Linked DNA regions of Mus musculus: regions 1, 2, 4, 5 and 6 are each linked to region 3. The links are chromatin loops, found by intact Hi-C in ENCODE. Cell type or tissue: left cerebral cortex. All regions are shown on one strand. Region 1 overlaps Gpr85 (G protein-coupled receptor 85). Region 2 holds the start of 2610001J05Rik (RIKEN cDNA 2610001J05 gene). Region 3 holds the start of Tmem168 (transmembrane protein 168). Region 4 has its middle 31 kb from the start of Gm725. Region 5 has its middle 34 kb from the start of 1700016P04Rik. Region 6 holds the start of Bmt2 (base methyltransferase of 25S rRNA 2).

Region 1 (5,000 bases), 230 kb before region 3:
AAAATCAGCAATTTATAGAAAGAAGAAGCTATAGTCTGTCGGGATATCCAACACCAACAGGTAGGAGGATATACTCTCGGTTAAGTTTGGGGGAGGGGGTTGCACCGTGCTGATGAAACTGCAGGTTCATCAGGATACAGCCCTCCCTGAGGGTTTTTTTTTTTTTTTTTTTTTTTTTTTGACAATAAACTGCATAATGGAAGTACATTCAGACAATGCATCTTCTAACGCTTATTGAGAATTCGGTTTCTGGAAACCTTTGCAAAGCTGAGGAATATGAGACTGCGAATCACGGAGAACCCTTCCCTTGCAGCACAGAAGCAATCTCTTCCCATCTTCGAGTATGTAATGCATATCTCTCTCTCTCTCTCTCTCTCTCTCTCTCTCTCTCTCTCTCTCTCTCTCTCTCTCTCTCTCCTTCCCTTCCTCCCTCCCTCTTTCCCTCCCTCCCTTCTTCCCCCTCCCTTCCCCCTCCCCCATCTCTGTTATAAATCCAGGGGTGGTGGATTTCAGGTTTCGTAATGTTGCATGATGCGATCGGTATTTACCCGGGGATGTACCGGTTGGGAAATTAACACCATCGGATGCAGTTCTGCCTGGGCTTCCATCAGCATATTCCAGGCAAGTGAGAAGTGGCAAAGGGAATAACAGAGGAAACTGATTTCCCTGGTGTGGCTCACTGGCACCTAGGAGACAATGTGCATTTTGTTTGAAAATAAAGCCACTTGTGATTTGCAACAGAGATTATCAGTGTAAATGAGAAAGGCTTAATTGCCTCGGAGATACCGTTTCATGCTATATTCATTTGAATATAAGGTTTACAAATGGAAGTGCATTATCCCTCTGGGTGTGTTTCCCTGGCCAGTATTTACATTTACCATTTTTAATAATCATGTAGCTTTAAAAGGGACAGGATTTTCCCAAAAGGGGGGTGGGGGTGGGGTAGGGAAAGAAAGACAAAAGATTAAATCACATTGAATCTCCGGATAGGTTTCTAGTCATTTTGAAGTCTGGTGTTAGAATTATGCTTCAATATTAATCAACAAATACTTTTATGCAGCATGTACAGGGGCACTTGACTCAAAAGCTATACATTTGCAGAGGATCTCTGCATGCATATGAGCTGAGAGGCTTCCTTTAAAATACTGATGGTATTACAGGAGCTCAGATAACTGTGGGGAGCCTGCTATCTGCCTCCTTTCAGCAACCTTGCAGATTCCATTGCAAAGCTGGGGGCTGGCATATTTTACAACTGTGGAACAATTTATTCCCTTCCCTCCTGAAGATGCCCAAATCTGACTGTATGGTGTCTAGAATAAGGACCCCGTTAAGTTTACCTAGTTTAGAGTACTGAAACAGTCAGTAAGTACTCTGACATCTCCAATTGCAGCTGAAGCAAACAGTACTGTTTAACATTGAAACTTTACTTGCTTCCTCATAAAGGAACAGCTTTGGGGCAGCACTGACATCATAACTTACCAACTGAAGAACTGATAGTTCTCTCTCTTTTTCTCTTCTTCTTTTTCTTCTTCTTCCTCTTCTTCAGATGTTCTGATGGCAAATCAAACGGAAGGCAAGAGGAAGCATGGCCACAGATCGGATCTGATCTCTTTGTGGATTACATTTTCAGTAAAATGTATGGATCTATCTTTTCCTTGTTCTTATATCTAGATCATGAGACTTGACTGAGGCTGTTTCCTTATCCTCCATCCATCTATGGCGAACTATAGCCATGCAGCCGACAACATTTTGCAAAATCTCTCGCCTCTAACAGCCTTTCTGAAACTGACTTCCCTGGGTTTCATAATAGGAGTCAGCGTTGTGGGCAACCTTCTGATCTCCATTTTGCTAGTGAAAGATAAGACCTTGCATAGAGCTCCTTACTACTTCCTGCTGGATCTGTGCTGCTCAGACATCCTCAGATCTGCAATTTGTTTTCCATTTGTATTCAACTCTGTCAAAAATGGCTCCACCTGGACTTACGGGACTCTGACTTGCAAAGTGATTGCCTTCCTGGGGGTTTTGTCCTGTTTCCACACTGCCTTCATGCTCTTCTGCATCAGCGTCACCAGATACTTAGCCATCGCCCATCACCGCTTCTATACAAAGAGGCTGACCTTTTGGACGTGTTTGGCTGTGATCTGCATGGTGTGGACTCTGTCCGTGGCCATGGCATTCCCCCCAGTTTTAGATGTAGGCACCTACTCCTTCATTAGGGAGGAGGATCAATGCACCTTCCAACACCGCTCCTTCAGGGCTAACGATTCCCTAGGATTTATGCTGCTCCTTGCTCTCATCCTCCTAGCCACACAGCTTGTCTACCTCAAGCTGATATTTTTTGTCCACGATCGAAGGAAAATGAAGCCAGTCCAGTTTGTAGCAGCAGTGAGTCAGAACTGGACCTTTCATGGCCCTGGAGCTAGCGGCCAGGCAGCTGCCAATTGGCTAGCAGGATTTGGAAGGGGTCCCACACCACCCACCTTGCTGGGCATCAGGCAAAATGCGAATACCACAGGCAGAAGGCGGCTATTGGTCTTGGATGAGTTCAAAATGGAGAAAAGAATCAGCAGAATGTTTTATATAATGACTTTCCTCTTCCTAACCTTGTGGGGTCCCTACCTGGTGGCCTGCTATTGGAGAGTTTTTGCACGAGGGCCTGTAGTACCAGGGGGATTTCTAACAGCCGCTGTCTGGATGAGTTTCGCCCAAGCAGGAATCAATCCCTTTGTCTGCATTTTCTCCAACAGGGAGCTGAGGCGCTGTTTCAGCACAACCCTTCTTTACTGCAGAAAATCCAGGTTACCAAGGGAACCTTACTGTGTTATATGAGGGAGCATCTGTAAATCTTTAGCCTTGTGAAACACTAACCCTCTCTGCTAAGCAATTGTGGCCTGTAGCCATGTCTGGAGAAGAAAACCAAGGATGGGAATCAGCAGTGACAAGGATTTGGGCAACATTCTGCAGTCTTTGCAATAGTTCACCTATAATCCTATTTTAAATCTCGGAGTGATCCTGCTGACTGCTGGCGAAGGTTTGTAATTAAGAAAGGACAGAACCACTGCCCTAAGTTTCTTTCTGTGGGTGAACACTAGATAACGAAAGTAGCAGGTGCTAAGTATCAGTGCTAAATGCTGTGTATATCATTACATATGAAAAAAAACTTCAAAAAACAATTAGCATTGGACATTTTAATAAATTAAGTTGACATGAGGTAAATGTGTTGATAAAAGCTAATTTTAGAAGTTTGAAGACTTTAAAACATTTCATACTATTTTTGTTTTGCAAAGACTACACTACTGGGGGACTTAACAGTACTGTAATTCTTAAAAGATGTGCCATGAATTATTGGGGTACACCACTTTAAACACGCCTTGTAAGTTTGGGGGAGCATTCCAAAGCAGTATATTGGTTCCAATTAGAGTTTACCTTTTTTGTATTAATATATTGCTATTTCTAAATACCACTTTCCTTCCCTACCAGTGAAATTGCTAGCATTGAACTGTATTATGTGTTTTTTGTTGATTCAGTAAAAAAAAAGAAAAAGAAAAAGTTTCCAGTTTGTTTCTATTTTACAAATGCTAGATATCTCTCTGGGAGGCAACATGAATGGAATCAACTGACCAGAGATGAGCAGTTCGAAAAATGCAGAATAAACACGTGTTGCCTTAAAGGGTTATCTAGTATCCTTCATCTTCTTTAGCAGTGGAGCAGTAGTCAAGAGGCAATGAATCAGTAACTGGTCCTGGCTGCTCATCGGGAAGTGCATGGAAGAGCATTGAATACTTGTCTAATGGTTTGGTTTGGAAATTAAGGTGCACACCATTAGTATAATGAGATTTTCTTCTGAGGTGTGCTGCCCATTCTAGTGGGGTCTAAGAAGCAGACAGTTGATATGTGTTTATACTGTATGTCAGCTGTCAGGGGCGCCCACAGCCTTCGTATGACATCTGGCATAACTTGTGAAGCATTTATTGTATGGAAGGCACAGTCTTCTTTATACTTTCTGCACATTCAGTGTATTGGTCCTTTAAATTATTTCAGTTTTAACTTGTGAAAGCTTATAATATGATTTCTGGTATTTTAGAAATACATTAGATTCTGTGAGTCTCATTCTTTAAGATACAGATGTGTGAACTTCAATATAAAGTTGCATTTGCCAAAATTTATCTGTGTAGCCTGTTAATTTTTGTGGAATAAATTTTACATATTTGGCATATAATTTTCTTTAATTTAGCATATAAGCACAAACTAGACAAATTTGCTTTATAATAATTTTATTTTTATAACTACTATATTTTGAAACTGAAAATATATGAATGATAGCAAAAAGCTGACTTAATATTTAAAAGCATTATTAAGCTTTTCAAATCCATTCCTTTATTTATTATTATATGCCATTAGTATTTACAAATGAATATATGTCTAATGGTTTGGTTTGGAATTTTAATATAATTATTGCATTTTAATGTATAGTAGAAATTTTGAGTTCTAAATCTATTGCTTTTAAGAAAGGCTTGTAGGCTCAGTATTACAAAGCCAGAGAAAGTTGCCATTAGTTCTATTGGATTTCCATAGTTTTGTTTGCTTCTGGAGGGATTTTGTTTGTTTGTTTTTCTTTTGTATAGGAAAAATAAGGTTAAGAACCTAGTAAAACAGGATTTCTCACTGATATAGTATTTATATAAACAGAATTTTAATATAAATAGAAAAAAAACAAATAACTGACAATTTCAATGTCTATGCAACTATAAAGTTTTTGCTCAAGCCATTATTAGTGAGCAGTCTAACCTCATTTCTACACCAAAGCTGATTTGATCTGGGACAAAATTGAATACACAGAGGTGAGGCGGATCCAGCAATAAAGGCTCCTTGTTGGTACTAGAACCATTACCAAAAACACAATAAAAACACGGTTACCAAAGCATGATCTGCTAACATATTTCCATCTCAAAATTTGCAGGAGAGACACATGACATTGATTATTTTCATGACGAACTTTG
Region 2 (5,000 bases), 260 kb before region 3:
TAGCATACAGGGTACTGTTCTACTAGGTGAAAAATCAACCATGAACGAGATGAAAATATTTCTACCTCACATAGAATTTCTACTTGAATGTGTTTATCTACATAATATAATAGTAGAGTGTGTTAATTTTGTGTTTTTGTTTTAACTAAGATGGAAAGGGAAGCTTGAACAAAGCTCTAAACCCTGGATGATGCTAAGAATAACTATGACAAATCTGTCGGAAAGTATTACTGGCAGAGAAAACAGCAAGAGCAAAATGTCAATAGAGGAAAACAAATTAGCTTTTGTATTAAACAGTCGAGCATTAAATGTGCATGGAATGGAAAGAGTATGTGAGTGGTGGAACCCCCTCAGAGGTAAGGAGAGTAGTTCTGAGATTTGCATCTTGACAAGTAACCTGAAAGTTTGTCTAGTATGGTGGAACCGTTGTTTTAAAGTAAAGGAATAAATTACTATTAAAAGAAAAACAGACTAGTTAGAATAGAATGAGGAAAAAATAGAATTATAATAGCCTCTAACCTAAAAGTGCTGTTGTAAAAGCATTTCCTTGGATTTCCAATACGGAGAGAACCTAATTAGCAAAATGCAACAGATTTCAGTTTAAAACTATATTTGAGCCCAAAATATCCCTACACCAATTTGTACCACGGTTTTACAGATAGACCAAGTCATTAGTTAATTTCTAACTACAATAATTGAAAAGATGAACATTTTTACCATGCATAGACTCTGCAAACTTAAAGCTTAAGCAAGACACTTTACAGACTCAGGAACAGAAAAGTGTACAAGCACTAACTTTAGTCTGCAGACTTCCACTAGCTGAAACAAATACATAAGGAAAAATAAAACCTCCCAAATGAAAACACTGGAATGTAGGAGGATATTTTGGAAGTCATAAAAGCAAGAGGTCCTATTCCAAAACTAATTGATAGGAAAGATACAAAGCCAAAAGCAACATAAGACAAGTGCAATTAGAGTGAATTTGTTAAAATAATTAACTTTAGAAAAACAACACTGTCAATCTATCAGACACAACTTGCTTTAATGTGTTCACCACCTCTGTGAAGCTCCTGTAAAATCTTGGCACATTTATTTCATCAAATTATTGTTCCTAGCTAATGTCGCTGAAGTTCCTGCCAAACGTCTTTTGGGAAGCAGAAGTATAAATCATTACCGTCAGAGAGATACAACTGTGTTTAAAAGGAGAACCAACAACACAAGAATACAAGCTGATTATAGACACTCAACTGAGTGTGCCCACAGTATTCGCATGATTTTTATCAGGACAAGTCCGGGCACCTCTAACTCAGCACCGTGAGTAACTTACAATGAGAAGATGACAAATTGTCAGTAAGTATGAAAGTGCTCGGGCCAGAAGGAACATTTAGTATGGATATCCCAGGTAACAAGACTTCAAGAACTTTTCAAAGTTAATGCTTACAGATGCATGTGAATAATACTTATAATGGTTTTGAGTACTAAACTTGGCATCTTAAAATATTGGGAGGCTGTGGAGAGTGAACATTCTGAAAAAGACAAGAATTCGAATCGGAAAAGATCTGTGTATAGGGCTGAAACCATATTTTCTAAACCTGATTTGCACCACAAATGATTCAATATTTTCCAAACTTTCTGATTAAATGTGCTTATTTTCCCCGTTAGTTTTAAAAAATTAGCAAATGTCATTAGGCACATTTGGAAAATGATAACGGGGATTTTCTGCTGCAGAAATGTTGGAAGGCCCCAGGTTTGAAACATTCCCAAACAGATGGCTTCCCTCAGCTACCCTCTCCCACGGTTACTTCCTTATTTCAGAGTACTAACAAGACATATTCATGCGGCTAGAATTCCTTTACAGGGCAGAAAACACGTATTGTTGTTTCGTTAGTCCTACGAATTCACTAAACCTTTTCTTGAACACTCACCCTCTCTTTAACAGTAAAACCAGAGGGCAAACTTGTGAAACCCGAACAACAAGCAGCCTGTGGTCTATCCCTCAGTCAGGGATCCCAGAGCGCGCTGTGCATGACGGGAGTAGGCAGCAGGGCTTGTGGGAAATGTAGTCTGGCGACACCGCCCTGCTCTCCATTCCTGTAATGGCTGCTTTCGGTCCGGTAAGGTACAAACTCCGCTCCCGGGGATTCCAGGATTGATTCTCCTAGTGTACTTGCACAACCCAACAAATTTGCACCCTCCCAGGGCGAAGGAATTCCAGATCTTTATGTTAGATCTTGGGATGAATTTGCTTCTCGGCTTGGTTTCATTTAGCAATCTGTGTGTGAGAACTAACTTTAAATCTAGTAGTCTCTTTTTGAAGGAACTGTTAGGGAGTGTTTTCTGTACTCGTTACCAATTTCTGTCCTTGCTGTTCGTTTCTCACTGACTCTAGCTTCCTCTTTAAAATAGGCTGTGTCACGAGTAACCTCTTAGCCTCAGCATCCGGAAGTTCCAAAGAGAATATTTCACGTTGGGTAGAATTACTTATACCCTTGTTTCGGTAAGTCTTATTAATTCCTTACAACTTCACAGAGTCACGTGTTGTGTTGAATTTTCTAGATAAGAGACATGCTAATAAAATGTGACTTTTACCTGTTAGGGTATTTTATTTGGCAAGTATCTTATGCATTTTTCCCTCTCTTTTCTAATGATAACCTAAAATGACTGTCTTTAGTTTTGTCATCTTAAACTGACATCTGAAATGATTCACAAATTCCAGTCTAAAAGATTGTTTTATATTAATATTGTCATTCAAAAAAAAAAAAATAAGGCTTTTTTTTTTAACAGTTTCTTTTGTTCGGTGTTTAACTTCTAGGCAAGTTCAGCCCTCCAGATCCTAGCATCATGAATTCAGTTTCAACGCAATTGATCTTAGTCCTCGCTTCGCTGCTTTTGATCCTGCCTGTTGTTGAAGCAGTGGAAGCTGGAGACGCGATTGCACTCTTATTAGGTGTGGTTCTCAGCATTACCGGCATCTGTGCTTGCTTGGGGATATACGCAAGAAAGCGAAATGGACAGATGTGACTCTGAAGGACTCTTCTGAATTAGACTGCACCCTGACCAGTGTGCTGAAAACCATTGTTCTGTTGAGGCCGACCCCAAGATTTGATCTCTCCCGTTCTCAGCAAGAGGGTTACAGTTAGCTGAGAGTTAACACTCTCAGTTAAGAGATGCTTTCACGTTCATACTTGTTTCTTCTACAATGGGGGCAGATGGGAGTGGAGGGCAGATGGGAGTGGAGGGCGGCTCTTAACAACAAAGAGTGCACTAATAATGTGGCCCATAACTTGTATTTGCTGCTTGGGAAGGGGCCAAAGTGAGAGGGCTTAAGTTTGCAAAAGTATTATTTCATACTTTCAAGTTGTCAGAGCACATGGAATTGGAAGATGGAAGTATTTGTTCAGAATCTAGTAAATCTATATTGTTATAATCACTGCCTCTTGCATTCTGGGGATCTCTCTCTCTCACTCTCACTCTCACTCTCTCAGAGAACCGGTTGGGGTGGGTTTTGGATTTGTTTTATTGTTGTTACTGGTTTTCTTTTTTTTTAATGCTTCTGTTTTTATCTCGCAAGTTGATATTGTACTTAGATCTTAGCCAAAAACTTTTATCTCTGAGAAAAAGTTTAATAAAAATGTACTAAACATATCTAATACTAAAATAGAGAAAATATTTGTTAAAAGATAACTTTACATTGAGTATCTTCTCCTTGTGAGATGTATTGTATCAAATACATAGCCATTATGCCATCAGTTCACCTATTGTTTTGGTCTGCTTGTATCTATGAGCTAATTATTTATAATCTGAGTGAAAAGGGACTGGTTATGTTACCTTAAAGGATCACCATGGGCAAGAAATGGGCATCTTTGAGATAGACGAGGATTCTGATAGAAAATCCACAAATAGGAAAGGAAGTGTTTTGATTTGTACACCAGCTAAAAAGGTGTACCCTCTTTGCCCTAGTAATTCCAAGAGTCCCCAAACCAATAGATTACAGAGATTTTTAATTCACATTTTTGGGCCCAGGACAAATATTCTGGCTAGAATTTAAATTAGAATGTTATAGTTTCAAGAAAAACTACTCAAACTGTTAGTACCCAAGAGTCACTTCAGGTCCTTTTGTTCCAAACAGAACTTTTAATTCTGTCTGTATTGCATAGAAGTTGAGAAAGTGGAACCTGAAGACCCAAGCTTGGCAAGGATCTTCAGGCCTTTGTTTGATTCTGAAGAATGAAATAGTCTCAGTAAGTCAAAGTAGTCTATGTTCTCAAAGTAGATAATCCAGCTGTTCCCCAAAATGCCTTGTCCAGTCTCACTCTCCAGATGCCCTTACAGGCCTTGGCTTTTGTCAGGAAGCAGGCTGTGGCCAATAAAATTTAGTGTGCAGACCCTTTCCCCACTGAACTGATGTGGCATGCCTGAGAGTTCCAGTTAACAGTAAGAAGTAGTAAGGAATGCTTACATTATAAAGACATGGAAACCAAATGGGTTTACTGGTTTTTTTTTGGAAGGTATTTTATCTTTTCACCAGAGAAAAGGCTAACAGTCTTTGTTTGGGTAAATTGGCATTTAATAAAACGTGTTCATGCATGCTTAGGAAAAAAAAGAACATGCAGGTGGCAGGACAGCTGTCATCTTTTGTCCACCAGCTCATTGGAGCAGATTTAGAAAGGAAGCCTTCTCTTCCTTGCCAGTCTCAACTTCTCTGGGATGGGGAAAATCTAACGTAAAGCCCATTATAAGCCGAAGTCATTTAATCACCTCCTGTTTTCCTACAGGAAAACAGTCTTTACTGACAGTGTGTTTCCAAAACTACTCCAAAGAATGTTTTCAACAATGGCCATTTCTTATTTTATCCTTAAAAGCAGAGGTAGAGGGATATGCTTTCTAAACATTTTAGCTTCACTGGGCCAAGGAGATGACTCAGTGGATAAAGGCGAATTCCTTTACTGATGACCTACCTGAGCTGGATCCTCAGCATCCACATCAAGGAAGAAAAGAAC
Region 3 (5,000 bases):
ATCCCAAGGACAATTAAAGTCAGAGGGCAGGCAGGTTGGTAGCTACTAGGAGGAAAGCTATGGAGAAGACAAACAGAGAAAGCTGTGCTACTTAAAAGTTCAGAGGGCATATTCAGGAATGGAGGTCAGCTAAGTGGAAGAAAGGCCGGATTGTTTCAGAGAAACAGCAAAAAACCCCAACTGTGAGAGAAAACATGCTTAGGCTCTTGGCCGTATATGAAAGTAAAAGAAGAAAGAGAAAAACTCCTAAGTCAGAAAAGCTGCTAAGTCACATGGCAGGGCTCTGTAAGCAGTGAGACTTCTGGGAAGGAAAGCTCACTAAGAGGATAATTATTCCTCCCATTCCTTTCCTGAGGGACAGCCCTTTGACCAGATAATAGGCAGGCCTAGCTCCACTGACTCTGAAGGGAGGAGACAATGGCATGAAATGTTACAACCTTTGGAGCAGATCGGAATGTCAGTTCTCCAACCAGGGTCAGAAGTAGATTCCATTCTTTAGACCAGGAGGAAAAATCTTTCCCTTAATGAGTCTCAACAGAGCTCTGGTGTCCTCAAGCGTCTCCAAGGCGACTGTAACTTTAAGAGACATGGAAAAAAAAAAAAAAAAAAAAAAAAAAAAACCACACACACACACAGATAACACTAATATAAATTAAGTGTTGAGAACTAGCAAGGGCCAGCAATATTTGATCCCTTTGTTTTAAAAACATTAAAACATTTCTATCAGAAACTTAAGCTAATGCCATAGTAAGAGAAACTGGACAGGGTGGCAGGGGCTACATTTGAGGAAATGAAAGCAGGCTGGAGCACAGAGTTGGGGAGTGTGTGGGAGTTTAAACTGGAGGTGAAAAACACACAATTTGTTTCTATATGAGGATGTTCCTCTGTCCGCCCCCCCCCCCCCCCTTGCTCCATCATGCAAGCTAGGTAAGCATGCTACCACTGAGATAACACCCACATGCCCTATTTAAGGATTTGGAGGTTTATCTGAAAGGATAAGCCATTTAAAGGTTGTAAGGCATTTTTAAAACACACATTCTCCCTCAATCCACAGAAGAAACTTTGTCGGATAGATGTTATCAGTGTTTGTTTACACATGAGCGGGCTAGGGGTTTGAAATGGTTTGACCTATATGAGGGGCTGCAAGCAGCAGGAAATGGAATCAGAAGGCAGGCAGGGACTTTTTGGTGGAAATGTTTTTTTTTGGGAAAGGAAAGGGGTTTTCTTGCTTTTTGCCTGGCCGTATTCTATTCAGGCTTCGTTCAGAACTTGTTTTTCAGGCCCAACTGTGCATTCCCTAGTAAAATCTAGTTTTTAACTAAGAACGCCATGAAGTCAGTTTAGCTTTCTATCTTTCTTATCTTCCTGTTTTCAAGGTAACAAGTACCTTTGTTGTGTTAGCAACAATGTTGTTATGCTTCCAAGTCATTGTCCCCCTTAAAGCTAATGTGATTCCCCATTTGCTCAAGCATCCCTACCGCATCCTAATCGTTAAAGTCCCACTTTTACAAGCTCTCTATTGAACTGGAACCATTATCTCCTCTCCATTGCAAGATGGATTTATAGCGGTCCGTACGCGAACGAGACTGTCTTAAAGCCCTCCTTAACAACGTGTTCTTACAGGTATTGAATATCTTTTAAATTCATTTTGTACATGGAGGGACACACTGTTTCCCTGTATATTCACAGTCCTGTGAGAAAGGTTTTGTTACCATTTCACAGATGGAGAAACCAATTTCAACCCCTGAGACTGCTGCTCCGCAGCACCTGTGAAATGCGGCGCTCACGTGTGTACAACTATGTTAATTTAAGTGCCATCAGAATGCAGATTAAAATCATCTGTGGTGTTTGAAGGTGCGCTTAGGGCCAAGGAAAGCTAGCTAGGGCTGTAGAATAAAGATGTTCAGGATTGGGGATTAATGGCGGACTTAATTAGAAAAGCAGGCTGGGGCAAGGAGAGACAGGTTTTGAAGGTTTGGTCAGCATATGCAAAGCCATATATTATACCACCTATATGAAAGAGCAGCAACGCCTTCTACATAGATTTATAGTCCACTTGCAATTATCCCACTCTAGCTGGCTCAGTTTCGGTCCAACTCTAAGCGGTGACCTCGCTGCTTTGGGGCCTGATCATCCGTGGTCTTCCCTGCTTTTGCTGCTAATCCCGGGTGGGAGTTAAACAGGCCCAGGGTGGGGCAGCGCAGCGAGCACCTGCCTCCCCAGGCTCGCCGCTGGGCGTGGAGAGCGGCTAGGAGGCCGGGCCAGGGAAGGAAGCGCGCGGCGCGCCTTGTCCCTGACGGCGATCCGTAGCGCTGGGAGTCAGCGGCGGAAACATGGCGGCCGTGTCGGTCCTAGCGAAAGTTTCTACCGAGGCCTTGCGGTGCTAGTGCGGGAGGCCTCGGGCTCACGTCCCCACATCACCTCCGCGTTCTGGCTCGGAGGCTCCGCGCCCTTTGGCTCTGCGAGCTTCGCAGCGGAAAGAGCGAGGCTCGCTGGCGACCGCTGACTCGGGTAAGGGGCATCCGGGAGCCGAGGGGCGGCGGAGGGCTGGGGCGCCGCCCAGGGTCCGGCTGAGCCGGCCAGGCCCCGCCCCGTCGGCCTCCTGGTGGGATCGATGCTCGGGGGCTGGCGACCGCCAAGGGAGGGCGTGCCTCGGTGTCCCGCCTCACCCTGACCCGGGAGTCGCGTGGTGTCGCCTCGTCCCAGAGCTAAGGGGTAGCGGAACAGCCAGGGTCCCGAGCCCACTTCTCCATCTCTCGCTAGATCGAGCCCTAACGGGAGAGAAGTTACCATAGCTGCTCAAAAAGGAGAGTCCGAGTTGCCATTCTTCTAGTTAAGAGGTGGGCCGAAAGAGTTATTAGCAGGAACTCAGAGAAACTAGGCTGCAGGTCTCCAACTCCTGACGGCTCAGTGTTGTTCTTTCAGGTTTGGACATTTCCCCTACGAGGAACAGACATAGATTTCCACTGAAGGATTATGAAAGCGATACATTGTGTCTTGAAGTCCATTGTCTTAGGACACCATGAGGGCACTTTTCTGTTTTGGAAGAAATTTGGTGAATTAAGTGAAGGTTGGAGTAAAGCCAAGAGCAGACAAGCCAATGATTCCTGGACTCTCACTTAAGTACTAGTGCTAGCTGTGGCTTATTAGAAAGTGGTTTATTTTATCTGCATTTCTTAAGTAGTTTTTTCTATTATTAGTCAGTCTCCTCTCCCCGCCCCCCCCCCTTCGGAATTGAATGTTAACTTGATTACAGACTGCTGGATACTGAGCGTGCATTGTGGAAGACAGATCTCCCCAGAGACTTTGTGACCTGTGAAGAATGCAGACATTAAACAAATGGTGAAGAAAAGAGTAGTTTTACTTTTCCATTTCAGAGAGAGTGATCCGAGAGGCGATTCTCCTACGAAAAGAATTGTAAGCCCACACCTGAATGAAGGGTTTGACAGATAAAGGGCAGATAGGGCTAGGAGGAGGAAAAGGAATATGTCCAGAGAGGGCACGCCATTTCTGTAGTTCATAATTGAAGTGTAGTTGGAATAAAAGTGAGAGGAAGAGCAGTAACAGATGGGGCAGTTATTCCTGTCCACTGTGTAGCACTTTATAAAGGCACTGAAAAGTTTACACTGTAATACTGTGAGGGGTGGAAAGCCAATAGAGAATTTTGCATAGTGGAGCATAACACGATAAAATTCGGGTCTTAAAAACACACTTTAAGAAGGGCAGAAGTTGATAGGGAAGGGAAAAAAAAAAAAAAGGAACATGTTTAAGAATGAGGTCATTGTCACCAAAATTTAGGTGGTGATTTTTTGGCGGATAAGAAGTAGTAGAAATGTGAAAGAGATGCTTAGGGAAAGAGAAATCAAGAACGTGTGAGGATTAACTCATGGGTCAAGAAGTGTGGGGGAAGGTTAAAGGAGTAGATAGGACTATAGTGGGGTCAAAGCCAGCGCCTCCCCAATGCTAAGTATGCTTTCTGAGTTATGACCCCAGCCGGAGATCTTTCTAATGGACTTTAGCAGTGACTTGCTCATTGACTCCATTCTGCTTTTATTTGCCTCTGGAGTCTTCCATCAAATCATTAGGGAAGGCAGCTCAAGTAAAAACAGTCACAATGCTTTTAAAATTTGTTTTCATTTCTAGTTAAGGCTATTTTTAAAAGTCAGAATGGGTAAAAACCTTTAAAACTAAGGCTCATAAGAATGTGACTGCACAATATTTCATGGTACAGCTGTAGTTCTTTTTCAAAATTACATAATATATGGAAGCAATTTAGATTGCTCAAAGCCTAGGGTTGGGATTAAGCATGGGTTAGCAATGAACAACTTTCAAGAGAATCATGGAGAAAGCACTGACTTGTGAAAAAAATATGGATTCCTAGACTTTAGAAGCCAAGGGAAGTTTCAGAAGGCGATAGTACTCATCAGTATGAAGGCTTCTAAAGAAAACGTGGAGACTCCTGTAAGGATTCCATCATGTTCAGGAACTTGCGGATCATTCTAGAAGTTGCCAGAGCAGTTGCACTGAGGGAATCACACCTTTCAGCATTTTGAAGTGAGTGTATGAGAACTTGATCAAACATTAGCTGTGAGGAGGGAGGAAACTGAATGTGGTAGACAAGATGGGGAGAACAAAGATTTTTTTCTGTTGTTTCTTTACCCATTGGTAGTTTTAAAAGCCGACCTAGTAAGTGAATAAGCACTTAAGTACTAGTGAATAAAGCTTAAGTACTAGTGAATAAAGGAGAAAAGAGAGTTTGGAGAGAGAATGGCGTTCTGGAACAGGAAGGATTTATACAGGGAAGGGGACTCTGGCTGACATGCAGAGATGCAGAGAAAGGTGGATTTGTGCTATTGGGAACCTAAGGAAGTTTCTTTTTTATGACCTTATAGGAAGCAGTCATGTGGCTAAAATACAGTGAAATGTGAGTGTCAAGAGGGTGTTTCCTGAGTGTGCAGTGAATTTTTTTTTCTCCCTCTAGTAGTACTTATTTTAATCCT
Region 4 (5,000 bases), 310 kb after region 3:
ACAACAGCCTAACACATTAATTGGATTTCATTAAGCTGGCTGCTGATTGGAACATTATACAGTAAAGGCGAATGTGACTATGCATGTCCTCTGTAGACCTCCAAAACAGAAAGAGGAGGAAGAACACAAAAGGTTTGCTTTTAGGGGCAGTTAATAGAATCATTCAAATTACAGATCCCGACCAAATAAGATCCTCACTGCATAGAAACCTGACAAGAAAGTGGTTTACCAGGCCTTAGTGTCTGAAGGCAGTCTAAAGGAGACAAGGGATATGAATAATCTTATTTTCAAAATACTGGGTATCCCTAGGTGCATATACAGTTTACATTTGGCATTTTTTTAGTCCACAGACAGAAAGGGGCAATGAATCACGATGTATTCGCAATGAAAACAAAATCATTTTTCAAAATCATTTAAAACATACCAGCACTGTATATGGAGACACACATGGATGGAAACTCTGGGTTTGTTTTAAAATGGATGGCAGCAGCTTTTCCAGTCTGTCAGTGGTGACAACAGAGATGCAGCTGGCCATGTTGGCAGGCATAGAGCACCTGCCCCTGGCAGCTACCCTGGCCCATCCAGCCAAGGCTATCACTGCAGTGTGTGGCCACAGCTGAGCTCCAGAGACAGCAGCAAAGCCAGAGGACACGCACCATACAAGGTGCCGTGCCAGAGCCAAAGAGCATTGCCAACCAAGGATCCCATCCAGGGTTCCTGGGTGCTATGCTTGCATTGCTGCCTCCTCTCATGCATATGTTCCTAATGTCTTAGAATAGGACCTTATCTGGAAATAATGTCACTGCAAATATAATTAGTTAAGGAGAAGTCATGCTGAAGTTAAGGGGTTCCTCACTAAGTATGCCTCTATTAAAAGAATACCATAAAAAGAAAAAGACATACTCACTGGGAAAATGTGATGTGTCAATGTGAGTCTCTGCTACTTGCATGGAAGCCAGTGTCCACTAGGAGTGAGGCCTAAAGCAGATATTCCCCCTTAGGACCATCTGAGGCAATGTGGCTTGGGTGATATCTTGATTTCAGACTCTAGCCCCTTGAGCCATGAGACAACAAATATAGGTTGTTCTAAGTACCTAGATTCTGGTGCTTTGCCCTGGCAACCCTAGCAAACTGATGCACTGGACCAAAGAGAAAGCTTAAGTGGGTAGCCTAGGCTTGACTCCAGGCACTAGAATCCAGCTTTGATGGTTCAAAGCCCAGCTGTCAGGCTTTAGTCAGCCTGCCAACTCTTCAGACCTATTTATCCATCCATATATTTATTAGAAACGTGCATAGCAGCTCTTGCTAAGTAAGTTTGCCCAGAGGCAAATGAGATTATGCTAAGGATGTGGTTAGCCTTGTGCCTGGCAAATAGTAAGCATTCAGAATAAATGAATTGTCTACTAAGAGGATGCTGGATAAAATTAGCATAGGGAAGGAAACCATGGATACCCATCCATCCTTTTGCTTATGTGGTTTACCTCCTTCCGACGCTAGGTAAATTGCAATAGAGGTTTTCATCCCAGTGGCTTAAGTTATTCATTTGCATGGCTGAGTCACCAACATTATATCTTCCTTCACTCCCTCCTCTTCCTATCATTGTTTCTCTGGCTTTCAAGTCTCAGCAGCTTTTCTCTCTGTACCTTGCTCGCCCTGAATCTTTATCCATTTGCACCAACCTCCTCATTCCTAAAAAAAAATTTCTTCCTGTCCTTTCCCAATGGCTTAGTCCACCTCCAGCTATAAGTGTTCTTGCTCTCTAGCTGGTCTGCCTGGACCTCCTACTGCATCCCCCCCCTTCCTTTGAAAAGCTCCTATCTCACCGTACCTTCACAAAACAGCCATCTACATCTAAAAACAGTGAATGAAACCTGGAGGCAGGTTTTCCCACTCATACCTAAATATCATCAATTACCTTCTAACCTGAGCCCACCCACAGCTGACGAAAATAAGCCTTTCAAACAGAGAATGAGGCATAATCATCCAACCACTTCTTAAGGCAACACGAGGAGTTCCATTCCCACCCCTGCCAGAATCTGCATGTGCAAAACAGGAGCAAGAGCCTCCGGAGCAATGGTCTGAGCCATCTCCTTGGCCCAGCAAACATATCTATTGTATGCCCCCTGTACAGAAGAAGAGGACCAGGGCCATTCCCCTGCACACCCACAGAAGGAGTGTCACATTGCCCATCCTCCACCATTGGAATCACTATGAGTCAACCCTTTGGAATGTTTCAGAACTTGTTTCAGAAGCGGGGTTGAATAAACAGTATTACACAAGTCTGTGGAGAGCGAAGTTCTCAGTATCCATCAACATGTAGACAATTGTTCGTTTTCTTCACACACACACAAACATAAAAGAGTTACTAGCATTGCACTACATTATCCCCATCCCCTTGTCACCTGTGATTGGCCTAGGAATAGGCACATGACCTAAGGTGGGACAATCCCTAATCCTAACCCTGACCCTGACCCTGACCCTAACTCCTTAACCCTAACCCTAATCCTAACCCTGTTGACATTTAGACACAGCCATTTTCTCCTTGGGATAGCTAAACTAGAAGGTTGTTTTCATAACCAAAGTTATGTTCCTTACCACATTAAGAGGTCTCCCTGTTGGAAAATGAGGAACAACAGAAGGGAGGGACCAGAGACATGCAAAGCCATGGCAACACCACTTAAGCCAAGCTTCAGACTATACTCACCTCTCTGTATATTCCCAACTTCTCTGTTTCAGGGAACTTCTGATTTACAATGTAAGGAGGGTTCTGGCCCTTGCATCCACAAGCTCATTTGCACCTGTGTGGATGTATTGATGGTTAATGGTTCACATCTGTTCTGTGTTACTGCTTGTTTAATATTTTGTTCAGCACCACTGCTCAGCAGCGAAGTCCTGACCCATCAGAGTGGGTGGCTGGCAGTACCAAACAGGCTGTGGGTGGCAGCCTCTGTTCTCTGTGTCCTCTGGTGGCCTCTTCAGTATTGCTGCCTCTCTAACTTCCACCTCAGCAGAGACATTAGAAAGGCTTGAAAACCCATTCCCTCCTCTGAACTGTGAATGAGAGCTGCGGGGCTGAAGCTCTTTATTCATTATCTTCTCAGTCCTCAGATGGAGGCTCTTAAAGTGGTAAGAGCTCAAGAGGCATGTGCCACAAAAGTATAGACAAAAATGCCAAGTTGATATTTGCATGCATATATATGTATGTATGTATGTATGTATGTATGTATGTATATATATATAATTTCAAAGGAGAAAAAGCCACAGGGTAGGACTGATCAGTCTCCCTTGGAAGCTGGCACTGCCAATATGGACCAAGTGGACTTTTAGGGAGACTGAGTTTGAGTAGAGTGTTTCTGAGTAACCCAAATATAAGAAGTTTCAGTTGTGTCTCCCGAAGGTCATATATTGAGTCTACCCACACTGTGATACTACTTGAGTTACCACATTTTGAGAGAAAACTGGGCTAAGTAAGTGATGAGATTAATGCCTTTTAAGCAGAGACATAGGAAAATCTGTTCTGCCCCGAGCCCCATTTCCATGTAAATACATATCGAGAAGGTTGCTGTCTCCAAGGCAAAAAAAGGGTTCTCACCCTGAGCAATGCTTGCACCTTAATTATTGAGTGGCCAAGAACCTGAGACAGTAATAGGGGAAAACCCGCTACTGTTATTCTGCTGAAGGCACACAGCCATCAATGCTTCCTAATGAAGTATTGCTACACCCACGGAGCAGCTCACCACTGAGCCCCCGTCAGAACATCTTCTTCATGCAGTAGACATTATACAGAGAGTGAGAGACACTGGAGCACTCAAGTAAAAATGAAATGTCTTTATCAGCCCACTCCCTCTACCTCTAAGACTCAGGGATCTATCTTAGAAGAGTAGATGGAAAGACTATACAAGCCAGATGTGATGAATGATTTCAAGGAAACTATGTCCTCTAGATACAACAGGATGGACAAACATATGAACTTAAAGGGACTGCCAAAGCATTCACAAGACCCTCACAGAAAAAATTCAAATATAATGTAGGAATAGTGGACACAAAGTCTTATTCGTAATCAAGGTTCCTATTGCTATGAACAGACAACATGACCAAGACAACTCTTATAAATGGAAACATTACTTTTTTTTTGAGAGAACCACTTAATGTTTATAATTTTCACCAAAGTACAGTATTTCACTATTCAGTAGTTTCATAAAGTGTAAGAGTTGGATTTCTTTACATTACTGATTGTATTTTAGGCATTCTCAGGTAACTTGAGTAAGTCAAAGTATCAAGGTGGGTAAGCTTAATAACACAGTAGCCTAAACTACTGGTTCTAAAGGAAAACACTTAATTGGGGCTGGCATACAGTTTCAGAGGTTTAGTCCATTGTCATCATGATGGGAAATATGGCAGGGTACAGGCTGAGATGTTGCTGGGGATGGTACCTAGAGTTCCACATCTAAATCTGTAGATAGCAAGGAGAAAATGTGTACCAAACTGGGCATAACTTGACCTATGACCTTATATCACCCTCAAAGCCCACCTCCACAGTGATAGTGTACCTCCCTATAGCCAAGCATTCAAACATGATTCTATGGGGACCATATCTATTCAAACCACCACAATGCCTTTTAGGAAAGGGAAAACCAGTTTTCTCCAATGGAGTGTCTTCACTGGGTATATCGACCATACTCCAGTGCAAGTTCTATGTCCAGGAGCAGTTGCCCAACACAAAATGGACTCCATGTTTTGTTTGGTTTTGTCTCTTTGTTTCATTGTTTTGATTTTGTGGAGTTTTTTAAGAAAGTGAAGTAGAAAGAACCTTAAGTTAAGTGGGGAGAATTTGAAAAGATCTAGGGGGAGGGTAAATAACATAGTCGAAATATATTGGATGAAAACATATAAAGAAATAACTCAAAGAGTAACCACTGTCTAGTTTGTACTCAGTTTCTGACCCTCATGATCTCCACAGTGTCCCAAGCCTTGACCTAGTAAGGACCACTTAGAAAAGA
Region 5 (5,000 bases), 160 kb after region 3:
CTGTGTAAGTGGTCTTCCATGATAAGGAATGTGTTACATACTTTTTGGTAGAATGTGGGTTCTTTTAAGCTAGGGATAATCTTGGGTTACTGATTTCTCAGAGAAAAGAGATGATTACTATTACAGATTTGTTTTAGAAGTGCTTGGAGAAGACAGATAGTGACAAAGCAATGCTTTCATGTTCTTGTTTTTTTTGTTTATTATATCTCAGGTCATATATGTAGATATGTGGTTGCAAAACTTAGTAGCTAGCAAGCTACAAAAAACAAAGACCACCATAGATCTAAAACTGACACATTTTGTTTCTCATAGAAAGTGAAATTGTCAGCCTATTTGAACAAAGAATGGAGCATGGTAAAAGTAAAAACTGAAAAAAAAATGTTGTGCTTTTAAGAGAATATAGAATTGTAATTTCTAGTGAAAAATCTTGACAAGACACTAAGAATACATTTTTTAAAAGATACTGGGTTAAAATAAACATGGCAACTTCTCTTGGTTTAGTAAATAAAATACCATGGTTAACATTCTTCCATGGTACTGCTATTTAGGTGAAGTGTATCTTAACAATCCCACACTGTACCATTTATGCCTGCATCTACACAGACCCAGTAATTTGTACATACAACATTCATTTCAAAAGAGCAAGGGGAAAATAAACCCAGAGCTTAAAGCAGGAGAGACAGCTGTTGAATTCAGTGAGAATTTTCCATTTGAATAGCAGAAGGAAATCTTCCCTTTGAAGAGTTGACTAAGGAGACATTAAAGATTCCTAACCACCCAACAATAGGCACTTAGGATGCCAAATATTTATGCGCTTTCTCTCTGAAGCCCAGATATTTTATGCAAAATTTTCTTTTGAATTTCAGGCAACATTTCAAAAACATTTTGCTTAAGGAAGAAAAATCACCCATCTGTTCTCAACTGCAGGGGAATGCAGTGTAAAGACTTAGCTGATCCTCCTCCTTCATTATCACTGTGCACTCCCTGTGTGCTGCGGAAGAATTCTCTCTAAAAATTCCACCCAGTTCATTGAATCAGGTGGTGGAGTGTATCCTTTGTGTATCCTTTGTATTTTGTCTTTTCTCACTGGACTACAGCCGCCTGGAGGGTAGGTATAATACCACACATGATTGTAACCTGGTCTTCTATTCTGGGCTGGTGCACATTAGACCATTTTGTTTATTCTGTGCATATAAAAATTGTTCATGTTGAGAAAAAATCATGTACTTCAGGAAATGTTTACATTTTCTTAAAAGAAATATGGATATATGTCTTTTATATTTCAAATTATGTCTTTGATTGTGAGTCAAACCAAGTGTACAAACTTCTCCCTTTGTAGTTCTGGAGCTTGAAAACAATGAAATGATTAACCAAGTTACAATCTGTAGAACCACATAGGTTAGGTATAGAGGAAAAGACTTGGCAGATATACTGGCTGCTTTTGTGTGTCAACTTGACACAGGCTGGAGTTATCACAGAGAAAGGAGCTTCAGTTGGGGAAGTGCCTCCATGAGATCCAGCTGTAAGGCATTTTCTCAATTAGTGATCAAGTGGGGAAAGGCCCCTTGTGGGTGGTAACATCTCTGGGCTGGTAGTCTTGGGTTCTATAAGAAAGCAAGTTGAGCAAGCCAGGGGAAGCAAGCCAGCAAATAACATCCCTCCATGGCCTCTGCATCAGCTCCTGCTTCCTGACCTGCTTGAGTTCCAGTCATGCATCCTTTGGTGATCAACAGCAATGTGGATGTGTAAGCTGAACAAACCCTTTCCTCCCCAACTGCTTCTTGGTCATGATGTTTGTGCAGGAATAGAAACCCTGACTAAGACAGCAGGAGATGGGGGGATAGATTCTATTAGTAAAGGGAAATACAATAGCTATGGATGGATGGGGCAGCTGGAATTGGTAGATCAAGTGAGGAGGAGAAGGGAAGAGAGGGATGAGGGAAGCAATATGAGGAGACACAGCAAAAACTGAGGTCAATTTGAGGGATAAAATAGAAACTACATACAGTAGAAGATTCCTAAAATACATAAACATGAAGATGATCTAAAAGAAATCACCAAATAATGGGGAAGACAGAGCCTCAACTCAAAACCGATGAAAAGATGAAGACTCTACAGATAAGACCGTGGAAATAAATCGTTTCCCATCTACTTAGTTCTCTGAGAAAACCACACTAGGACCAGGTGGTGTCCAGATAATTAACTTACCACAAGAGGACATCCTATATGCCAAACATCCATTTCCCAAAGTACTTCGAGTGAGTTTGTGGCACATGCATTCTGCTGGTCCTCCGTTGGATGTTAGGCTAATATAGGGTTCCTGGAGGCCTAAAGTCTTTACTATTATAAGCATAGGGATTTCTTCTCTATAACACAGCGCTTCAATCTCAGTGTAGGAGGAATGGATTGCAAGATTTGATGTGTTTCTTATCCTTCTAAAATAAGATACTTCCAAGTAAATGATCTTCTAAGTCTGGCAAACCATAAGACTTACTTTACTTAGTGAAGCCACTTATGCTGATGTCTGTAAGACTCCCTTAGTATCCCAGGCATAGGAAATACATCCAAAGTTGTCACCAGGGAGGGAAAGATTCTGAGATGCTGAGATAATGATACATGCAAATTTGACTAGATGGAGTAAAGAAACCATGAGAAGCTACTCCAATGTCATAAGGTCTCTACAACAGGTCAGAGAGTGAGAATGGGAGAAAACAGGTTTCCAAGTTAGGGGATGGCTGTGTGCAGGCTTAGGATGTCATTTCAGGGAAGAACATGACAATACTTTCCAGCCACATGCCTTTCTCCAGGCTCTCAGGTGTCTATGAATATTTATACTAATGTGGTAAGTAATTATTCATATTTCCAGAATGATTACTTTTATAATAAGCTTAATGCATAGATTTACCACATTAGTAATAAACCCCAAGTCACTAGTAATTCATTGGTGTCTCATTGAGGAAAGAAATAAAATAATTCCCTCTTGGTATAATATATCCAAGAGTAAGTCCTGATTTGAATTCTCTACTTCACTTTCCCCCATATCTTTACCTGGCATCAGAGTCTGAATTTGTGCCTATTGAAGACTGTCTTTATGAATCTTTTCCTGTCTCTGTCCTTAACAAATTGTTTTGCTCTATCTTTTAGAACATCACTGCAAAAATACATGGAATAAGAGATATGTTACAGACATTTTAAAGATTTTTATAAGGGATCAAATCACTGATTCCAACTGACCCTAATAACAAAAAGTAGTAAAAACATTTTTTGTTTATCAAACAATACCTGTAGGTTGTGTTCAATATTTTTGGTGACTACATTTTTTAGAAGGTTGTTTTCAGCCTATATTTGCTATTTTCAGCAAATGATTATCATAACATACACACAACACAGGCATTACTCTTGCCTCTGGGGCATAGATGAGTATATAATTAGAGGTCACAACTATGCATCAGCTCAGGTTGTAAAAGTTGATTACAGGGGAAAGCCAACACAAGAAGGATCAGTTGTTACATTGCTCTCAGAAAGGCAGGTTAAACAAGCAGGCTGGGTAGTACACAGTAGGACTGCAGCCTTAAGTAACCCTAGGGTGAATTATTAACTCAACTGTGAGATCCTGCAAAAACCTCAGTCTCTTAGAATGAATTATTTTTTATCATAGTACATTGCATAGCTTAATCTCTCATCTTTTCAGCATGTGTCAAGACATGAGCCATTTAAAGACTGTTGAGGTTTGTAAGCAACAAAGAAATGATTATTAGTCAGGCATATTTTCTAAAAATACAAAGTCTATTTGTAACATTAAAAACATTTTTATGATTATAACCTAATATATGAGCATAAATACTTTGCTGGCAATGGAAAATGCCAATCATTTGTCCTCTTATAAGGCTGAATGCTTTATGTTCACGAGGGACACATTGTTCAGATATATGGAGCAAGATTTTTAGGCCAGAAACTATTAATAAGCTCTGGAAACAGAGATTGGATCATTGTACTTCTAATTCAATAAAACTAGGATAAGGTGGTTGGCTTATTCAAATGGAGCAAAAAGGACCCCATTACCAGACTTATCGCTGAATGATTTTGATAACAGTATTCTTCATTCCAGCAAAGAACATTAACTTTTGTGCTACTGTTTTCAAGCATACTATACAGCGACGCACCCCACCAACCCACACATATTCCTGTCTCTTTGAGATTGAAAAGATCATTGCTGGTCTTTTGTAGTCCTCAGTTCTGGCAATTACAAAATATCGAATTAAGGTCAGGTTTGGTGTTTGAAAGTACTCAATAACTCAAGTTGGAATGTTTCATGTTCTGGTGGCATATGCTTTTCTTTGCATCTCGTGTACATATTTTGTGTGTATTTATATTCATAGAACATTCTTTGTAAGAGTTCTATGGAAATAGAGGGTTGCTTAGATTTGAGGACAAGTTTCAAATAGTATGAAGTCAAAAGGAAGCAGTCACTGTATTAATCTGGTGAGTTCACCAAGATGTACTAAATTATAAATGCTCTGGTTTAGATTTGAGTCTTTTTAGAAAATATCAGTCTTCTTGCGTAAGCTTCTACTCACATCTTCTGAAGCAAAATGACTCCTGGAAGTACATGTCATAAACCACTAATAGAAATTTCTTTTGTTATGGATCCCTGATACCCAAACTCTATCTCCTCCTTCTACCTGTCAGACTCTTGTCTTATTTCATGTTCTTCTTATTGTTCTCAAATTCTAGGTATCTGTATGCCTCAGTGTATCAGATGTACATCTCTTTTCATCTCCTTAGTCATTTCATCTGGGTCCATGACTCTTGATAGCCTTAAATACCTGTGAGTCAAGCCAACATTTCTGTTCCTGACGTTTTCCTGGAAATCTTAGATCAGATCCCTTAACATGCCCATTATTAGCTAAATGGAATATCAGACTTAATTTTACTAAAACAGATATCTTGTTGTCTCTCCAGTCTTTTACAGCTGAGTTAATAGAACTGTATGATATTTT
Region 6 (5,000 bases), 69 kb before region 3:
GTGGGGGAAGGGGGTGAGGGGGAGGAGTGAAAGGAAGACCAAGAGAGGACCAAGAGAGGGCAGAAGAGAGGACCAAGAACACACATAGCTGAAATAGTAAGGGTTATAAGGAGAATGAGATGTTAGAAGAAAGGAAGCTATGGACATTAACTGTGTAACAGGCATTTGTGATGTGAGAGAGCCTGGAGGCCAGCATGCACTTCGCTATGCTGTTAGGTTCCACAGATAACAAATTATCCCTTCTGAGAATGGTAAAAGAAATGGCTCCCTTTAGCAGAAAGGAATCAGCTTCAACAATTCCTGAGGAATGTGGCTTTTTGTCTAACCCCCAGAATTTGTGGAAACAGCGTTTCCTTTGGACCCAACAGTGACATAAAGAGAATGTTACTAATATTACCAAGACATTGATCTGAAAGTTTCAATGCAACAATGTCTATACAATGTCTATACAATGTGATGTAACCAATAGCTGTAAAGTGCACAATCAGATACAAGTCATTCCCAGGTCTGCCTGATGCACTACCAGCAGCCTAGGTAAGTACTAGTACAGAGCGAATGCAGTCTCTTTTTGGAGATTGGGCTTCCATCTTTCTTAAACAAGTCGGCAATCACATACCCTTAATAGTGTTACACACAAATGAAAGAAGTTGGAAAGGGGGAGCCATTTACTGAATTTTGCATGGACTAGTGGACTAACTGTCCAAAATATGAGAGACCACCTGAGCAGACTTTTCTGTGGGTTCTGAGATGACCTACAATCAATGCAAGTTTTCCAGTAACCCATTCTTATGGTCATTACAGAAGTTCTACAGGGAGACAATATGGCCTTTTGGTGTTTTAACTTGTCCCACACCTCCTACTATTTTTTTTTTTTTTTATCTTTCTTTCCCGCAATTCATTGTCTTTCGTGTAGCAGCAGTATGCCAAGCATTAACCTGGGTTAGCTAAGAGAATTACATCGGGATTTGGTAGTTTGACCTCTCCTTGACCCCGATGAAGGCTTTCAAGTTTGGACTCCTTGAAATGTAAAACCCTGCGTAGCAGCCAAGTCTTCAAAGGGTATTTAGCTGAAGGGAATTGTAGAGGTGCAACAGGGTGCAGAGGGAACTCAGGTGGACGACCGCGTCCTGTGGCAGCATCACCCAAACTCCCAGCGGCCTAGGAAGTTGGGAGACGTGCCAAAGCTGGACCATACAATGAAGCTCAAACTAGGCAAATAACTCTGGGGCGCAAGCGCACCCCATACCACAGGCCTCCTCCCCTAGGCAGCCCCGGCTCCTCCGCACAGCATCCGGGGCGTGGCCTGGCGAGGAGCCCAGTGCTTTCTCCGCCTCCTTCAGCTGCTCCTTCCCAAACAACCCGGTGCGCCGCCGCTGCCCTTTGCCCATTGGTCCGCGGCCCTTTCCATTTCCACCCAGCCCTCCGCAGTTCACCAATCACCTTGCGCTATTGGGAAGACACCGCCCCCGAGGCCTTAGCTGTGGCTCCTCGGCCTCCTCCGGTTGCTGCCTCTGCTGCTGCCTCCTCTTCCCCACCTCCTCCGTCCGGGGAGAGACCGCGGGGCCCGAGGGGCGGCGGCGGCAGCGGCAGCGGCGGCGGCGGCAGCGCTATGGAGCCGGGGCCGGGTGGCCGAGGCGCAGCGCGCGGACAGCGGCCCCCGAACGCCGCGCAGCCCCGGGAGCAGGAGCGGAAGCTGGAGCAGGAGAAGCTGTCCGGGGTGGTGAAGAGCGTTCATCGGCGGCTCCGCAAGAAGTACCGCGAAGGTAAACAGGCATCGGGGGAGGGGAGGCGCGTCCCCCGGCTGGGTCAGCTCTTTTCAGCCCCACAGGCCACCATTGACACACACGGGGGCGGCACGTCTGCCCAGGCCGCGATCGGCCGGCCGGCCTCCTGCGGTCGGCTCCCGGAGCCCTAATGGGCAGTCGCCACCCGCCTAGGCCCTGTCCCCAGCGGTGGGCTGAGACCACTGTCACCGAGCCGCCGCTCAGAGGGAGGGAGGGGCTTTCAGGTAAGACCCGAAGAGGGGTGGGGGTGGGGGTGACTCCACCGAGAGACTGGCAGGAGCGAAGCTGCCCCTCGCTCTTCTGCGCTGGACCAGCCTGTTGTTCAGCCCGCTTGGCAACAGCCCCTCTTCCTCTTCGCTCCTTGGCAAGGCCGTGCCGAGGCCTCCCCTGCCTGGGCATCCAGGGCTGCGAAGTCAGCAGGCCCAGCGGAGGATCTCAAGGTGCTTCGCCTGCCGTGTTTCACTGGGGAGAGGGTGGCAGGTAGCTCCCCTCCACCGCAGCTCCATCTTCAAGTTTGTGGAGACAGTCCAGGAAGAGATCTGGGGCAGGTTCTTAAGAGACTGTGCAGGTTTGAAGAGTCTCTAAGCACAGAGACTCTGAAAGATGCCGGTGCCTTCGAAGCTGGCCAGAGGTGCAGACCCCGCTCTTCCATGGGGGCAGCTTTTCGTCTGGCGCATATGCCGGAACAGTGTCTATAGTTGAATTTTATGAATTATCCTGGCATTTTGTAAATGGGGGCTCTCAAACAAAGCAACTTTATAAGATTCGGAAGGTGACACTTTGCATTATTCTTCATGTGTTCAGGAAAAAAATTCTCATAAAGTGTTAAAATGGGCTACTTTCAGCAGATTTTTCTTTAGCTTAATTGCAAAATGAAAACTCAGCAGCGTTCTAATGTCAGTCTTTTAACTAGTTAATAATTTAGGTTAAAAGAGAAATTATGACAGTGAAGGAACAAAGACTTGTGAGATCATGTCACTTTTCAGTTATGCACACTTTTCAATTACTCTGAAAGTTCAGTCAAGTCTATCTTCCTTTGAGTGTCGTTGATGCATTTTATTCTTAACACTATTCAAAGTTCTTTCCTTGACAACTTAGCCCTGGCTTTTAATAGAGGCCATTTGATATCCCCAAAGATGGCTAATAGCTATTGTTTGATAGGTACTAATAGAAGAACCTTGGCAAGCATATTAAGGTATTGAATTTTTTTTTATTGAAGATACTTTAATTCCCAACCTCAATTCAATAAAATGAGTGGTTACCATAGCAACAGTTGCATCATTCTTGATAGTCACAAAATGCACTTACATAATGCCATTCTCTAGTGGTTTTTATGTTGTTTGAAGAAATGAAGAAATAAGTGGACCCACTTTTCTTCAATTTATCATGCCATTTTGTACAAATTTTCTGTGCATCTTTTAAAAGAAAATGACTAGTATGTAATTCAGTTTCTATTCTTAACCTTTTTGTAATAATTTCATTGTTATTCATTTATTCATAAACGAATAGGTTCCACTTAACACACTGCTAATGTGTCATTATCTCTTTAAGCTGCTGTTTATGCATGCTTAGTCTCACATGTTTAAACATGTCCTTACGCCCAAATTCTAACTAGGGGAACACTTGGTTCATAATGAGGATTGATACTTAGAAATTACCAGAATGGAGAGCAATTCAGTAGTTCAGAAACAAATGATCTGATGTGACTTGGGCAGGTAGAGATTTCCTGATAGTCTAAGAATTTGAATGAAGCAATTCTTTTGGCATTTTAATGCCCTGAATTCCATCAATGATTTAGATGTTTTATTTTGAAGGCATAGTATTGTACCGATGGTCTTCAGTCATAAATGTATTCTATAAGCTCATAACAGTTTTCTTATTAGGGAATGCAGTAAATTCTCACTTAAAATATTGGAATGTAAGCCATAATTTTCACTAATGGTTCTCAAGCATGGCTGATCTTTTTACATTCTCTGCATTTTTATCTCAGATCTACAGTCTTTGTATCTTCCTTAGGAACAGGAAATGTACTAGCCAGATTTAGTGCATATTCCAAATTTAATTTAATTAAGATCAAAGTAACTTTCATGAAGATGAAGTAGTTGACCATTAGTGCATACTATTTTATGGGAAATAGAGTGTCCATCTCATCTCTTATCCTAATATTGTTGGCATAGATGTTAGAATATAAAAGAACGTGAAGATAAGGAAGTAACAGTAAAAGTTGAGAAAGGAAAAAGGATATAAATTGACGGGTAGGGGCTGTCTATGGGAGTGGAGCAATAGGGAGTATAGTTTTCTCAGGGATATACTGGTAATGAATAGACTGGGGCAGAATGAAAGGGAAAACAGCAGTTACTGAAAAGTAAGAATACAAGTAAAGCTAAAGAATGTAGGGTAGAATAAAGTCTTCCTTGTCTACATCTCTGACATTGGATTGGAAATGCAATAGAGAGAAAAATGAAAACAGGCCCTTCCTGCTGTGGTGGGTTTTTCCCTCCATTGTTGTGATCTGTCCGACTGGTGAGAGTTGACGATGATGAGCGGGCTTGGTTGGGGAAAGGGAGCTGTGTTACGGAGGTGAGTCCGTCTGTTTACTGCACTTGGAACTACTTTTACTTCCAGATTGAGTTTAGATGAAGGAAAGTATGCTTGCCATATCAGGTATTTAATATCTTTGCTATACAGAATTTTGAAATTAGACTTCTATAGCAACTTAGAATATTTTAATTTGATTAGAGGGTATATAGACAGTTTATTTATAAGAAATTGCTAGCTTAATTTTGCTTTCCAAACAAGGACTTTGTTGATTAGTCAGACTTACTTGATCAGTGTACCTGACTAAGAACTAAACTGGGGCCATGTAGGTTTTCAGTTTTGTTTTTGCTTTCTTTGTAGTTTGGGGGTGTGTGTGTGTATGATGTATGTTTGTGATTGTACAGGTATGTATATGTGCATATACCTGTGATGGCTAGATGTCAGCATCAGTGTCTTCATCAGAGGTCTCTCTCTGAACCTAGAACTCACTAATTAGGCTAGGCAGACTGGTGCCTGGTCTTTTATATGGTGTTGGGGATCAGAACACAGGTCAGAACAAGGCAAGCACGTCAGTGATGGAGCCGTCTCTCTAGCTCTCACATCATTTGTAGCAAACACTTGAGATGAGAAAAATGTGGGAGAAATGGTAACTTTAAATTAGAGATCATTTAAAACTAA

What was found. Peaks named below come from ENCODE experiments on the same cell type or tissue, not always from the same donor. Only the 100,000 strongest peaks of a DNase experiment are listed, where the experiment ranks them.
Region 1: it touches region 3 in a loop (3.0-fold over the local background); 4 of 42 quality-filtered maps call a loop at or near these places.
Region 2: it touches region 3 in a loop (5-fold over the local background); 12 of 42 quality-filtered maps call a loop at or near these places.
Region 4: a loop joins it to region 3, with 2.5 times the contacts of the local background. A loop is called at or near these places in 4 of 42 quality-filtered maps.
Region 5: a loop joins it to region 3, with 3.0 times the contacts of the local background. A loop is called at or near these places in 2 of 42 quality-filtered maps.
Region 6: it touches region 3 in a loop (6-fold over the local background); 19 of 42 quality-filtered maps call a loop at or near these places.

The regions. Positions count from the first base shown.
Region 1 is chr6:13,833,620-13,838,619 of GRCm38, reverse strand. It overlaps Gpr85 (G protein-coupled receptor 85), which reads left to right. Exons shown (of 3, transcript NM_001330667.1): 2 at 1-60; 3 at 1,547-4,168. The coding sequence starts at 1,717. The coding sequence ends at 2,829. Among named protein-coding and RNA genes, the nearest start is that of Gpr85, 3.8 kb to the left of the region's middle. In left cerebral cortex, a CTCF peak has its summit at 2,752; DNase peaks (open chromatin) are centred at 2,020, 2,493, 2,731, 3,772 and 3 more places; H3K4me3 peaks cover 4,593 bases; H3K27ac peaks cover 3,172 bases.
Region 2 is chr6:13,868,553-13,873,552 of GRCm38, reverse strand. It overlaps 2610001J05Rik (RIKEN cDNA 2610001J05 gene), which reads left to right and starts at 2,035. Exons shown (of 3, transcript NM_001352887.1): 1 at 2,035-2,114; 2 at 2,407-2,497; 3 at 2,813-5,000. The coding sequence starts at 2,842. The coding sequence ends at 3,021. 1110019D14Rik (RIKEN cDNA 1110019D14 gene) reads right to left here and starts at 1,984. Exons shown (of 3, transcript NR_045995.1): 1 at 1,926-1,984. In left cerebral cortex, no CTCF peak of the experiment used is centred here; DNase peaks (open chromatin) are centred at 1,290, 2,052 and 2,915; H3K4me3 peaks cover 2,271 bases; H3K27ac peaks cover 1,086 bases.
Region 3 is chr6:13,605,341-13,610,340 of GRCm38, reverse strand. Tmem168 (transmembrane protein 168) reads left to right here and starts at 2,243. Exons shown (of 5, transcript NM_028990.5): 1 at 2,243-2,511. In left cerebral cortex, a CTCF peak has its summit at 2,252; DNase peaks (open chromatin) are centred at 871, 1,051 and 2,278; H3K4me3 peaks cover 1,497 bases; H3K27ac peaks cover 1,534 bases.
Region 4 is chr6:13,291,849-13,296,848 of GRCm38, reverse strand. No RefSeq gene overlaps it. Among named protein-coding and RNA genes, the nearest start is that of Gm725, 31 kb to the right of the region's middle. In left cerebral cortex, no CTCF peak of the experiment used is centred here; DNase peaks (open chromatin) are centred at 1,115, 1,666, 1,985, 2,883 and 2 more places; H3K27ac peaks cover 1,368 bases.
Region 5 is chr6:13,445,260-13,450,259 of GRCm38, reverse strand. No RefSeq gene overlaps it. Among named protein-coding and RNA genes, the nearest start is that of 1700016P04Rik, 34 kb to the right of the region's middle. In left cerebral cortex, no CTCF peak of the experiment used is centred here; DNase peaks (open chromatin) are centred at 899 and 2,466; H3K27ac peaks cover 1,751 bases.
Region 6 is chr6:13,674,443-13,679,442 of GRCm38, reverse strand. It overlaps Bmt2 (base methyltransferase of 25S rRNA 2), which reads left to right and starts at 1,477. Exons shown (of 5, transcript NM_175312.4): 1 at 1,477-1,763. The coding sequence starts at 1,610. In left cerebral cortex, no CTCF peak of the experiment used is centred here; DNase peaks (open chromatin) are centred at 1,386, 1,938 and 2,163; H3K4me3 peaks cover 3,479 bases; H3K27ac peaks cover 1,618 bases.